2 separate regions of the Mus musculus genome follow, and region 2 is linked to region 1. A link is a contact called in ENCODE Hi-C or POLR2A ChIA-PET data. All regions are on one chromosome and are shown on one strand. Each heading gives the region's core, a stretch centred on a gene start or an enhancer-like site at or near the end of the contact. The rest is flanking DNA. Distances are from core to core; before and after follow the strand shown. Region 1 holds the start of Lsm14b (LSM family member 14B). Region 2 holds the start of Mtg2 (mitochondrial ribosome associated GTPase 2).

Evidence for each region. Hi-C counts contacts between places; a loop is a spot of excess contacts on that map. ChIA-PET counts read pairs that join two places held with the same protein, here RNA polymerase II (POLR2A).
Region 2: a map of T-helper 2 cell shows a loop between it and region 1 (2.1-fold over the local background). The contact joins the promoter of Mtg2 here to the promoter of Lsm14b in region 1. A Hi-C loop is called at or near these places in 1 of 37 maps with a recorded cell type or tissue (T-helper 2 cell). POLR2A ChIA-PET finds 5 or more read pairs at or near these places in 3 of 5 experiments (Patski and embryonic stem cell).

The regions. Positions count from the first base shown.
Region 1 is chr2:180,023,392-180,029,038 of GRCm38, forward strand. It overlaps Lsm14b (LSM family member 14B), which reads left to right and starts at 1,596. Exons shown (of 10, transcript NM_001372364.1): 1 at 1,596-1,921; 2 at 3,244-3,407; 3 at 4,509-4,644; 4 at 5,567-5,647. The coding sequence starts at 1,795.
Region 2 is chr2:180,067,302-180,073,045 of GRCm38, forward strand. Mtg2 (mitochondrial ribosome associated GTPase 2) reads left to right here and starts at 3,292. Exons shown (of 10, transcript NM_181424.3): 1 at 3,292-3,314; 2 at 4,493-4,585. Ss18l1 (SS18, nBAF chromatin remodeling complex subunit like 1) reads left to right here. Exons shown (of 11, transcript NM_178750.5): 11 at 31-2,900. The coding sequence ends at 57.

The sequences.
Region 1 (5,647 bases), core at 346-2,845:
TGATGGAGGCGACTCAGTGGGTCTCACAAAGTTGTGTGTGGGGCACGGAGGAGTGGTGTGGAAAAGATGCATGGCGTTTGAGGCCCAGACTAACATCTCAAAGGACTCTTCAGGCTCACCAGCAATTCACCCACATACTATGCTTGTTTCTGCTTCTGTAAACTGGGGGAAGTCGTCCCACTATGGGTGTCTAGTGTGGTGGCTCATTCTCAAAATTTTGGCACATCAGAAGACTGAGGCAGGAGGTTAGAGACCAGTTTGGGCTGCACAGTCAGTTCCCCGCCAACCTGAGCTAAGAGTAAGACAGACCCCTGTCACAACTAAAACTAAAACTAAAAGAAAACAAAAAACAAAAAAACAAAACAAAAAACAGGCTCAGCAAGATGGCTCAGCGGGTAAATGCATTTGCTGCTAAGTGTGACCCCCTGAATACCCATTTCCGGGACCCATATGCTTCCAGGAAGCAGAGAACTCCTAACTGTCCTCTGGCCTCTACACATGTTGTGACATATGCACACACGGACACACATGCACATGCACCGAATAAGAAAATATTAAAATTTAAAATTGTTCACAACTATTCCCAGCATCCTCCGGCAGTGGTGGTAAGTTGATGTCACTACAGTAAGAAGTACGTTTTATGGCTCACATTTAAGAGAAATTGTTTCACAAAACAGTACTTGTTTTCACTATATGGGATGTTCCCTTATCTCCTCTTTCATTCTATTTCACGTTTATAAAATGCCAATCGCCACCAAATTTCTCATAGTAACTAATATTGGGCTCTAATCTGATGGTGGAGACTAACTGTAAATTAGCATGCGCTCATACATACAAAGTTACCCGCTATGCATGATGCGGAGTCAGCAACGCAAGAATGGGAAGCGATTTAGGGGGAAATCTCCCAATTTTATACTGCGGGCTGGGCTTTGGGCCGCAGTCTGAGGACGCGCGCACGCGGGCGGGAGTCACCCAAAACAGTCAGGGCTTATTTTAGGGATATCAGGCTTGGGAGCGCAGGGCTGCCCCGAGCTCCCCCTGCACTTTCTATTTCAGGGTCGCCCCCGCCGTGAGCGCTGCAGAACTGAGCAGCACCCGCCTGCCGGTTCCTTAGCCCCGGGGAGCAAGCGGGACTGAAGACGCACCTGGCCCGGCGCTGTCGGGGTCCAGCTCCAACAAACAAGAAAGGAAGACTGACAACTCCGCCCTATTAACACCTGGGCCAGAAGGGTGCCAGCGGCACGCGCGGAGGGAGGAGCCTGGCGCTCTTCCAGGTCCAGCCCCCGCCCCGCCCCCGAGTTTGCAAACAGTGGCCTCCCGCCTGCCCCGCGCACGCGCGCTTCGCCCCGCCCGCTCAGTCTCAGGCCCCGAAGCGGTGAGCGAGGCCCGCCGGGAACCGGCTGGGAAGACCCGGAGAGGCAGGTCCCCGGCCGGCAGCTTCCAAATGCGCAGGCGCGGCCCCGCCCACCGCCTGCGGCGCGGCCATATTTAAAGGGAGCCGGCAGCGAGGAGCCAATAGGCTGCGAGCGTACGGGGGCGGCGCGCGGTGGCGGGAGGCCCCGGATGTGGCTGCGGCGGCGCTCCTCCCCCGCTCCCTTCAGACTCGGGCTAAGCGCCTCGCTCTGCTCCCTCTCCGGTTCGCTCGTGGCCCGCAGGCCCCTAGGCGCGGCAGGAGGCGCCTCGGAGGCGGCGGCGCGGAGCTGCGCAGGAGTGGGAGGCCAGGCCACCGCGCGGCAGCGGAGCGGGCGGGGCCCGGCGCTGGTCCCCCGCGCCCTGCGCGCCCCGGCCGCCGCCATGAGCGGCTCGTCCGGCACCCCGTATCTGGGCAGCAAGATCAGCCTCATCTCCAAGGCGCAGATCCGCTATGAGGGCATCCTCTACACCATCGACACCGACAACTCCACCGTGGCGCTCGCCAAAGGTAGCGGCCCGCCGCCGCCGCGCGCCCAACTGACGCCCCAACAGCTCGCCGCCCCGCGCCTGCCCGCACAATGGTGTTCCCCGCTTCGGCGGGGGCTGTGGGAGGAGCGGACCAGGATCCTGCCGGTGTCGGGGGGTGGGGCGGCTTTGAAGCCGTGGACCTCCCCACCTGCGAGACGCCCTCGCGGGGCGAGACGCGCGCCGAGGCGGGGGGCCCGGGTCCGGCGCGCTCTCCTTGGAACCCCTTGGTAGCCACCGCCCGTCGAGTCGCGGTGCAGCCTCTCGCCGAGCTAGGGCGTCGGTTGAACTGCGGCTGTCCTGCTCTGAACTCTCCCGACCCTGTCCACTTGAGGGGTTGGTTTGATGAGAGAAGTCCAGAGTCGGTGCGCTAGTCGCGGCAGCGTGAGGGCCCAGAGCTTCTTTGTCTTCTTTCTCCGCGTTAAATGGGGCGCTTGTTTCCTTCGGCTCTCCAGAAGCGTGAGCGCCGCAGCCCGCCCGGGGTTAACGTGTTAGACCCTCGAGGGTGCAGATGGGAGGTTCGAGGCCAATCTGAAGCCAGCATGCTGCAGTCCTGGGCCATTCTCCTAAACCCTAGCCATACCTCCTATTTGAAGCGAGGCGCACAGACCCAGACTGGTGCTGCAGTGAAGGGCTCAGGGTTCCGGCTTTTTGTTCTCTTGAACTCTTCATGCTGCACTTGACGTGAGATCCCCTGTTGGAGAACCAGACCCAGAGTAGGCCCCTGTCCACAATAGGAGTTTGCTACTTAAAGCCTGCCACCAGATTCAGCTCAGCCCAGGAGTCTTGCCAAAGAGAGGTGTGCTAGCCTTCCTAGATCCATCCTGTCGAGGGTCCGTTGGGTCCAGGATTTCCTTATGAACATAGAAACTAATGTTGGGGGTCTGAGTTTGGAGATTTGTTCCCTTTGTTTCTGCAGCAACCATGGCCTGTTCTTTGTACCAGGGCTAGGGAGATTTCGTGCTTGCCTCAGAAAATCTCCTCAGCTGCAGCTTGTGATGAGGGCCTAAGGGTCCATCTGCAAAGTCAGATGTGAGAAAAGAGGTTCTACAAAGAGCTCTGCCCATCAGAGGGCTTTCACAGATTATCAGGGAACTTTGTGAAGCTTGGGATTCTACGGGAATTCTCATGTCAATTCCTGAACTACTGTCCCTTGTGGTCTTTGCCACATGGTGCTGTATAGGTATTGTCAGCGAGCTCGAGTAGCTGTTAGTTGTGAAGAGAGTGCTGTGTCAGAGGGCACTCTCTGTAGTCAGAAGCTTGGCCCAGGACAACAAGTTAACTGTCGTTTTCTCAACCCCTAAGTGAGGTCCTTTGGTACTGAAGACCGTCCCACAGACAGGCCTGCTCCCCCAAGAGAGGAAATTTATGAGTACATCATTTTCCGGGGAAGTGATATCAAGGATATTACTGTGTGCGAACCTCCAAAAGCTCAACATACACTCCCTCAGGATCCTGCTATTGTTCAGGTAAGTGTCGACGCTTCTGTGTGGCTGTGCCTTTACAAGAGAGGCTGGTTTCCCCTTGAAAGTTGGTGTCATCTGTTTGGAGCATTCAGCTTGAGGAATTGCCCTCTAGTGAACACTGGCCTGGTTTTCACCTAGACGGTTTCTGTTCCTAAGGGGTTAATTCATGCAGAGCATACACCTTACAGGGTTACATGCGCAGCATGGAGGGCCGCTAGGGAAAGAGACCTGTGGCTTGCTGTGCGTGAGGTACAGATGCTGCTGCTGGTGGCCTTGCCTGGGCCTGGCATGCCTAGAGCATAGCAGTCTAGCTTTGAGTGGCAGAGTATAAGTGGCGCATCGGGTGTTTTGAGGGTGACGGGGTTGGTTCTCTAATAGTTTTCTGTTCTGGTAATGCATTATTGTCGGACACTAAATTTGAAAGTCTTAAGCTAAGCCTGACTGCCTGGTAGGTTACACCCCAGGATTACAGGGGTGGGTACAAGGGCAATTAGATTATTATCTTTTGTAAGTTTAGACCTTCGTTGGCTTCTCCAGTTCAGACTGCCCTGGGTTCTAAGATGAAGCTATATTTAGAGAGGTAGGAGCAGGTAGGGTGCAGAGTTGGCACTTGAGAGAACCCAAGTCAGATTTCTGGAAAGCTTGGATAGGTATTCAAGGTCTCAAAACAGGGAAAGTAACGACCAGACTAGAGGAGGGGTGGGGGCAGGCCGTCCTCATGAGCATTCATCCCGGAGGCAGATTGTTGGGCGGGTGATGAAAGACACATTGGAGATGTGTAAATAGTTTCTGGCCTCACAGCTGTCCCTCTTCAGGGAACCTTTCTCCACCTAAAAGTGGCATTTCCTTGTAAAAATGTCAGATTGCTGTTGGCAGAGGGCAGCTGTAGGAGTTTTAATTCTGGAAGGAGTTCATGCAGCTGTAGTGAAATGTTTGGGGAAGGTCTGTTTGGCAACAATGGAAACTACCCAGGACTCCCTACCATAGCAGGAGTGCAGGCTGACAGACCTGGCACCCTCTTCCTGAGAATGTGCGCTATATGGAGACTTGAGGGTACCAGGATGTTGCAGCACTCTCACCTGTATTGTATGTCTCATTGTTCAGTCCTCCCTGGGCTCTGCCTCCGCCTCGCCCTTCCAGCCGCATGTGCCTTACAGCCCCTTCAGAGGGATGCCACCGTATGGCCAGCTGGCAGCCAGTTCCCTGCTCAGCCAGCAGTATGCCGCTTCCTTAGGTCTAGGTGAGTGACCGTTTTTGTGTGCTTGACTACTCTTACCGTGACAACCGTGCAGTGGAGTCATGCACCCTGAGAGCCAGACAGTCTTCATGTCCTGCAGCTGCTGGATTCTTACATCCTAACCACTCCTGATAAGTTACCCAGCGCAGCATCAGCACGTTAGTGTTGACGAGCTGTTTCCTGAGACTGAGCCAGCATTGTTGAGTTTGCACCAGATGACATAAATCAGAATGCACCTGGGATAAGAAGTTGTGGTGCAGCTGTAGTTTTACACATGAGATCTGTCTGAGAGCCCACTGATACCCTGTTTCCTGTTGTAGCATAGATTGGTGTGTTGCAAGAGCCCAGCTCAAACGTGGTTCCACTGACAGGGCTTACTACTCCCAGAGATCAGCCCTGTCTTTGTGACCTTGAAGCTGTGTTCAAAACGTAGAGAGTTGGGCACTGTGTCAGTGCTGGGGAGGCAGAGCTAGGCAGACCCTGAGACTGGCTGACCCACAAACTGAACCTAATCAGTGGGTTCCAGGCCACCTGAGAGACCCTGCCTTTAAAGAGGTAGATGACACCCAAGGTTGACCTATGGCCTCCACATGAGTGTGCACACGTACATATATGTACACATACATGTTCTCCCCCCCCCCTCCCCCGGTTCCTAAGAACAGAGAGTTTGCATCTTGTCCATCCACCCTTCCTCAGACTCCAGCATAGGGTAGCTGAGGTAGGGATGTTAATTAAGCTCCAGACCGATGCTGTGGTCCACCTGTTGTGACTGCTGTTCTGATGTGGCAGGTGGTGTTCTCAGCCTGGCTCTAAATACATCATTTGAGAGGTCACTTGGCTCTTTCCAGGCTTGCTAGGATAAGACAAGTATGTCCTGACTTATTTGTGTGCTTTCTCTTTGCTCTTCTCTCTCTCTCTTCTTCAGAGAAGTTGGTAAGCCCTCCAGCCTCAGCCGCTGCTTCCAGCCCTAGTTCTTCTCCATCTCCACAGCCTGTTTCAGAGCTTG
Region 2 (5,744 bases), core at 2,042-4,541, 46 kb after region 1:
AGGTGTAATCTATGTCTTGTTCTCCTTTAGGGCCAGTATGGAAATTACCAGCAATAAAGAACAAGCATTGTCTTTGGACCCTTCATAGTAGTATGTTCTGGACAAGCCGGTGGCAGTTCTGATGAGTAGCGACATGTTGGTCACCCTCTCTGCCCAGTGCCGTGTCTGCATGAGAGGCAGGCTGGTTTCATGCTGGGCGTGATGCTGTGTGCACCACTGACTGCGATATGGCGTGACATGTCTGGTGCTGTGTAAAGTATTGTATATCGGTACGATGGGGAGGTTGTCCTGTTTGTGTCCCCTGCCCGCTCCCTGATGTTCTTAGCTAGCTTGGGGGGGGGTTACCGTGTCATCACATGTTCTGTGCCTGGTGATGAGACAATGTCTAAGAGACATCATGGTCCATGCTGCTGTGAACAGACTCAGTCTGCCCCCTCTCATACCATTGTTGCAAAGTGGACTGTAAATGTTTCTTCAACTGGCGGCTCATAGCTTGACATACATACACCGCTAGGTGACCATTTCTTCTGTGCCTAAGTAGGGCTTGAGGACACCTTCTGTGTCTTGGGTCATGTCACTATAACAAGGAAGATGTGCTTTGTGTGCAAGGACCATGAGCTGTCCTTTCCAGAACTTACCAATTGCCTGTGTCTCTCCAGTTTCCATGATCCCAAAGGATGTCTTTGTATTAGCGAGTAAAGAAGGATCGATGACTATTCCAAATGACAGTCGGTGAGAGTGTGGGCATCGTGAGGGGAGCTTTCACTAAGGAGGGCGCTGTCTGAAGAGCAATTCTTGCTGTCTCCGAGCTGCTTGTGTGTAGTATGGCTTTGGCCCTTGGCGTCATCTCTAGGATTTGAGTGTGCCCAAACCTAAGTTTATAGAGAATTTAAAGTACTCATGTTTAATTTTACAAGCAGTTGGCAAGTGTTTATATTACTTCTTCAGGACCTCTGAGTTCAGATTGCCAAGCAGATGTTCCTTTGCGTTTAGGGAAGTCTGAAATCCACACTGCATTTTTAATGAATCCAAATAACTTTATTACGTTCTTTCAAATGAAAAGGACAAGTTTTATACAGTGAGAATTGGGTGATTTTTTTTTTTTTTACATTCCTAGGATGTTTAATCTCGTTTTAATTCTGTGCAAACATGAGAGACAGCCTTTTTGAAAAGGTTCTATCAAAGGAAAACACCGCATATAATGCAGCAGGCATATTTTTCAGCATTTATTTAGATAATAACAATGTTACTATGAGAAGAAAAGAACAACCTTGAAGATGAGTGCTCAGAACAACCAAGAACATACAAAACCATCCCCAAGGATGCAGGGCTTGGTACATCAGACCTGTCCACCAGGATGCTTTTGCTTTATTTGTGTCTTATATGTAGCCCAGACTGGCCTCAAACTCACTACATAGCTGAGGCTGAACTTAATGATCCCCCAGCCTCCACTCCCGGGTACTGAGACCACGGGCATGCACCACCACATCTGTTTTCAGCTGATAGTTTTTAAAATATAAAACTTACCTGTAGCTCAGTAGTAAGGCACCTTTGTGGAGTTTGCTTGAATTAATCTTGACAGTCTTGCTGGAACTTACAGTGCAAGCTCCATTTACTTACAGGAGAATCAAGGGCCGGATCAAAGGACTTGTCTGTGTCGGCTGCCGTCTTACTCTAGGACATTCTCCCTCTCCTTGGGACCATTATCAACAACCATGGGCATATGTGTCTCATAGGCACAGGGTTTAGGAAACACACAGGCAAGGGCTGACTACATGACGGCTTTAACTTTACAGAAACAAGTTTCTGATCGCTACATGGCAGAAGTATTAGCAACTTGATTTTAGGGACTCATCATCTCTTTAGCTCCTTCCCTTTCTGGCAATTTTTATAAAACTAGCCTACAAGCTCACTTGGGGGCTAAATATCCCATTGAAAATGTCGAAACATTTTAAGTAACTGTGAAATGGTTTTTATTCCTTGCCAATCTGGGAATATGCCTTTTATGTATGCATACATGTGCAAGTGTGTACGTGTGTGTGTGTGTGTGTGTGTGTATGTATGTGTGTGTATGTGTGTATATATATGTGTGTATGTTAAAGTGCTGTATTAGTGTGTATGTGTGTGTGTATATGTAAAGTGCTGTGTTAGTGTGTGTTAATACTTTTTGAAAGAAAAGAACACTTAAAATATGTATCACCCCAAAAGTTCAATTTGAAATGTCTTACATTAAGAATTTCTTGAATGTTGTGTATATATTTTTAAAAGCACTTTGTGAAATAGTTTGTACATTTATTTCCTAATTTATACCTGATTTTGGTGTTAATATATTTAATGATTAATATTGTTTATTTAATGTTTTATTGATTTTTATGTAATTTTGTGGGGGAAAGTGATGCCAGTCTTTTTCATTGCCTGTATTATAGCTTTTCTTCTGTAACATGAATGTTTGAAAAGTCCTAGGCTGAAATGAACCCTTCGTGCAGGTGTGGTTGACTGTGTTTTGTTTTCAATGGTTCCTCCTACTGAAGGCCAGAAAAGATGCAAAGGGAGATTTGGAAATCGCTGCTCATTCTTCCTCCTGTTTCCCAGCATCCGTTCAATACTTGGTGAACTTGACCACTGAGGACTGGGGTTTTCAGATGTGCTGACCACTACGCGCTGCGCTTGTCAGGGGCTATGGGTGGATGGACATCTCTGCAGACTTAGCATATAGCACAGTGGGAGATGGGAGATGTCCGCAGAGGCACTGGGCAGACACAGGCCTGGCCCAGAAAGGAGGTGTTTTCCTTTCCTGTTGTACCTGTTCTCAGACGTGGGCTTCAGTGACTGAGTGTCCGTTCAAACTTGTAAAAAGAGGAAGACTTTCCATTTCCATTAAAACACTTTTTTAGCCATTACCTCATTTCTGTTTATTGAGCATGTTACGTCTGTCTTGTTATTTGTGAACGAAGTACAGTTTTTAAACACCCTATCATTTTCACCCTTGTTTGGTTGGTTGGTTAGACGGAGGCGCACTGTACAAACCTATGTGACTCTCAGACATTCCCGGCCTCTTTTTCCCGAGACTGGAATTAAAAGCGTGCGACCCGGCACCTGGCTTTTTCCTGGTTTTGTGAGACAGGATCACTGTGTGTCTCAGGCTGGGCAGGAATTCACGGCGATCCTTCTGCTCAGCTTCCTTGGTGCCCAGACTTTGGCTTTGGAGCCACAGAGACCACGGGATTCGGGGGGCGGTGCCTCGCCTTCCGGTTTGCTGCTGCACTGCGCGTGCGCGGCCAGAGCCCGACCCGGAACCAGTCGAGCGAGCGGAGGTGGGAGCTGTCGGGAGCGGGTGGGTGCGGGCGGCATTGCACGGGTGTGCGTTCTCCGGCGGCAGGCGGCGGGCGGGATGACTGGGCGGGATCTCTCTCTGTGTGCGGTGGCTCTAATGAGGAGAGCCCGTCCGGCCTGATCGCCGTAAAGTTGGTTTCTGAAAGACTCGCTCTCGCCTTAGCTTGAGCGTGATGGCGCACGCTTGTAAGCGCAGCTTCCCAGATGAGACAGGTGGATTTCTAGGAGTTCGAGGCCCGCCTAGGCCACATAGTGAGACCATGAACAGAAAACAATGGCAGAAACGTCCCCTTGCCCAGCTCTTTTGGAAAGCCTTTATGGATGCGCTACTAGGGTAGAGGCTCACCTGTTAAGATGCAGGCGCCGCAGTGTGTCGCCTAACTATGGGCAGTTGAGTCTTCCTGAGTCCCCGCCTCCGCGGCTTTGTAGAGGCATTCTTTTAAAGATGAGGTAAAGAAGCATTCTGCACACTAAGGATCGGTAGAGATGCGCCTGGGGTGCGAGCAAATGGCCTTGTTCCTACTCAGAAATCTAAAGGACCAGCATGGAACAGTTTCGGAGCTGTCGGGAGGTTTCCCTGCCTGCATGTGAACCAGTCTGGGACCTTGAGTGCTGGGTCGGGGATTGGGTGGGAGGTGGCAGCTGTCCCTCCAGTCAGTCTGTCCCACAAGGCCCCATAGGGCAGGCACCCAGACAGCAGCGTTGTTGAACGCGTGCTTTATTTTGTTTTTGAGACAGGCTCTCCCTTGCTGGCCTGGCACCCAGATGCCTGTCTGGCTTCCGGAGTGCATCTGCCACCGCACACAGCAGGAACACTTACCCCCACCCCCGTGAATGGCATATAATTAAGTAAAAACCATGTAATGTGAGTTGTCAGGTGACAAAATGATACTCCAGTTTCTAAATGTTTTCCACATGAAGAACGAAGTAGATCACAAACATATGTAATGAAGTGTAAAAGTATGTAGCAGAAACAGTAATGCCCGCGTGGGATTTAATATCCGGTAGCAAAGTGAAAATGGAATGCTTAGAATTAAGTTAGTTAACTGTGAATACTGTTAACCAATTGTGCTTAGCCTATAAAAGAATAACACTGAAGAAATGAAAACATTCCTCAAGAATGCTTTTTTTTTTCCCCCTTTCTCTTTTTTTAAGACAGGTTTGCATGTGTCTGGCTCCCTGGCTGGCCTTGAACTTGCTAAGTAGTAGAAGATGACCTTGAACTTCTGACCTTCCTACCTCCACCTCCTGAGTAAGTGGTGGCATGCCTGGATTATGTGATTCCAGGGGTCAACCCCAGGGCTTTGTGCATGCTAGGTCGGTAGGCATTCTACCAACTGAGCTACACCCCTCTTCCACAGTGCTTTCTTCTTTCTCATTGAAGACATCTTGGCACATGTCTCTAGTGCCAGCTACACAATCAGATCAATCGGTTCACTGTGAAACTAGTGCGGAAGGTTCCTGGACACACCTCTTGTGGACAGTAGCCGGGAGCTTAGCATCCTGTATAGCAGCAGTGGCCCTCTCACACGGTAGCACCGTGGAATTCCCCATACATGAAAGCCTTGCTGTACAGCCTTAAAGCATCTTGGCTCTCAGGCTCCAGGCTCTGACTCTCTTCATTGGCCCAGCAAAGGCACAGTTAGACAGAAAGTGAGGATGCCCTCCTAGGCTCCCTCTACAGTGTGCTGTGGGTAGACCCTACCCACTAGGACTTTCTGTGATGGCAGTATCCTAGTCTGTATTTCCTGGTTTAGCCCTGAGTGGCCTGTAGCACTGAAGAACTAGGTACTTGGGCTTTATTTACTCTGGTGAGTGTGCATGCCCATGCATGTGAGTGTGCAGATGCACACACGTGCACATGTACAGGTAAGAGGGCATTAGGTGTCCTCTAGCACTCTTTCTCATTCCCTTGAGGCCAGGTTTCTCCCTGAGTCTGGATCTTGCCATCTCAGCCTCCGTGTAGTGTGCACGGTTGCAGGTTACACCACAAGCATTCTTGCCCACCGAGTCATCTCCTCAGCTGGATTTTAATTCATTTTAACTTTATCAGTCCCGGGTGGCTGTAGACACTAGATGGGACAGTGCAGAGATTGCGTTAGGTAAGCAATGAGAGAGAACAGCGACGACGGGAAAGAGGTTTCGTTTGCTCCCTGGCAGGGAGCCGCCCATCTCAAAGAGCAGACACACAAACTGAAAGTGGGGTGAGGAGCAGACTGTGGCAGCGTACACCTTTGGTCTCCACACTTAGAGGTGGAAGCAAGCAGTTTTCCATGACCTGCCAAGGCTATATGGTGAGACCTTGTTGTCCTCAAACCAACCCCCCCACCGCCACCAAAAGAAAAAAAAAAAAAAAAACCCACAGGAAACACAGAAAGAAGGAAAGGAGCCAAAGCAGACCCAAGTCTGTG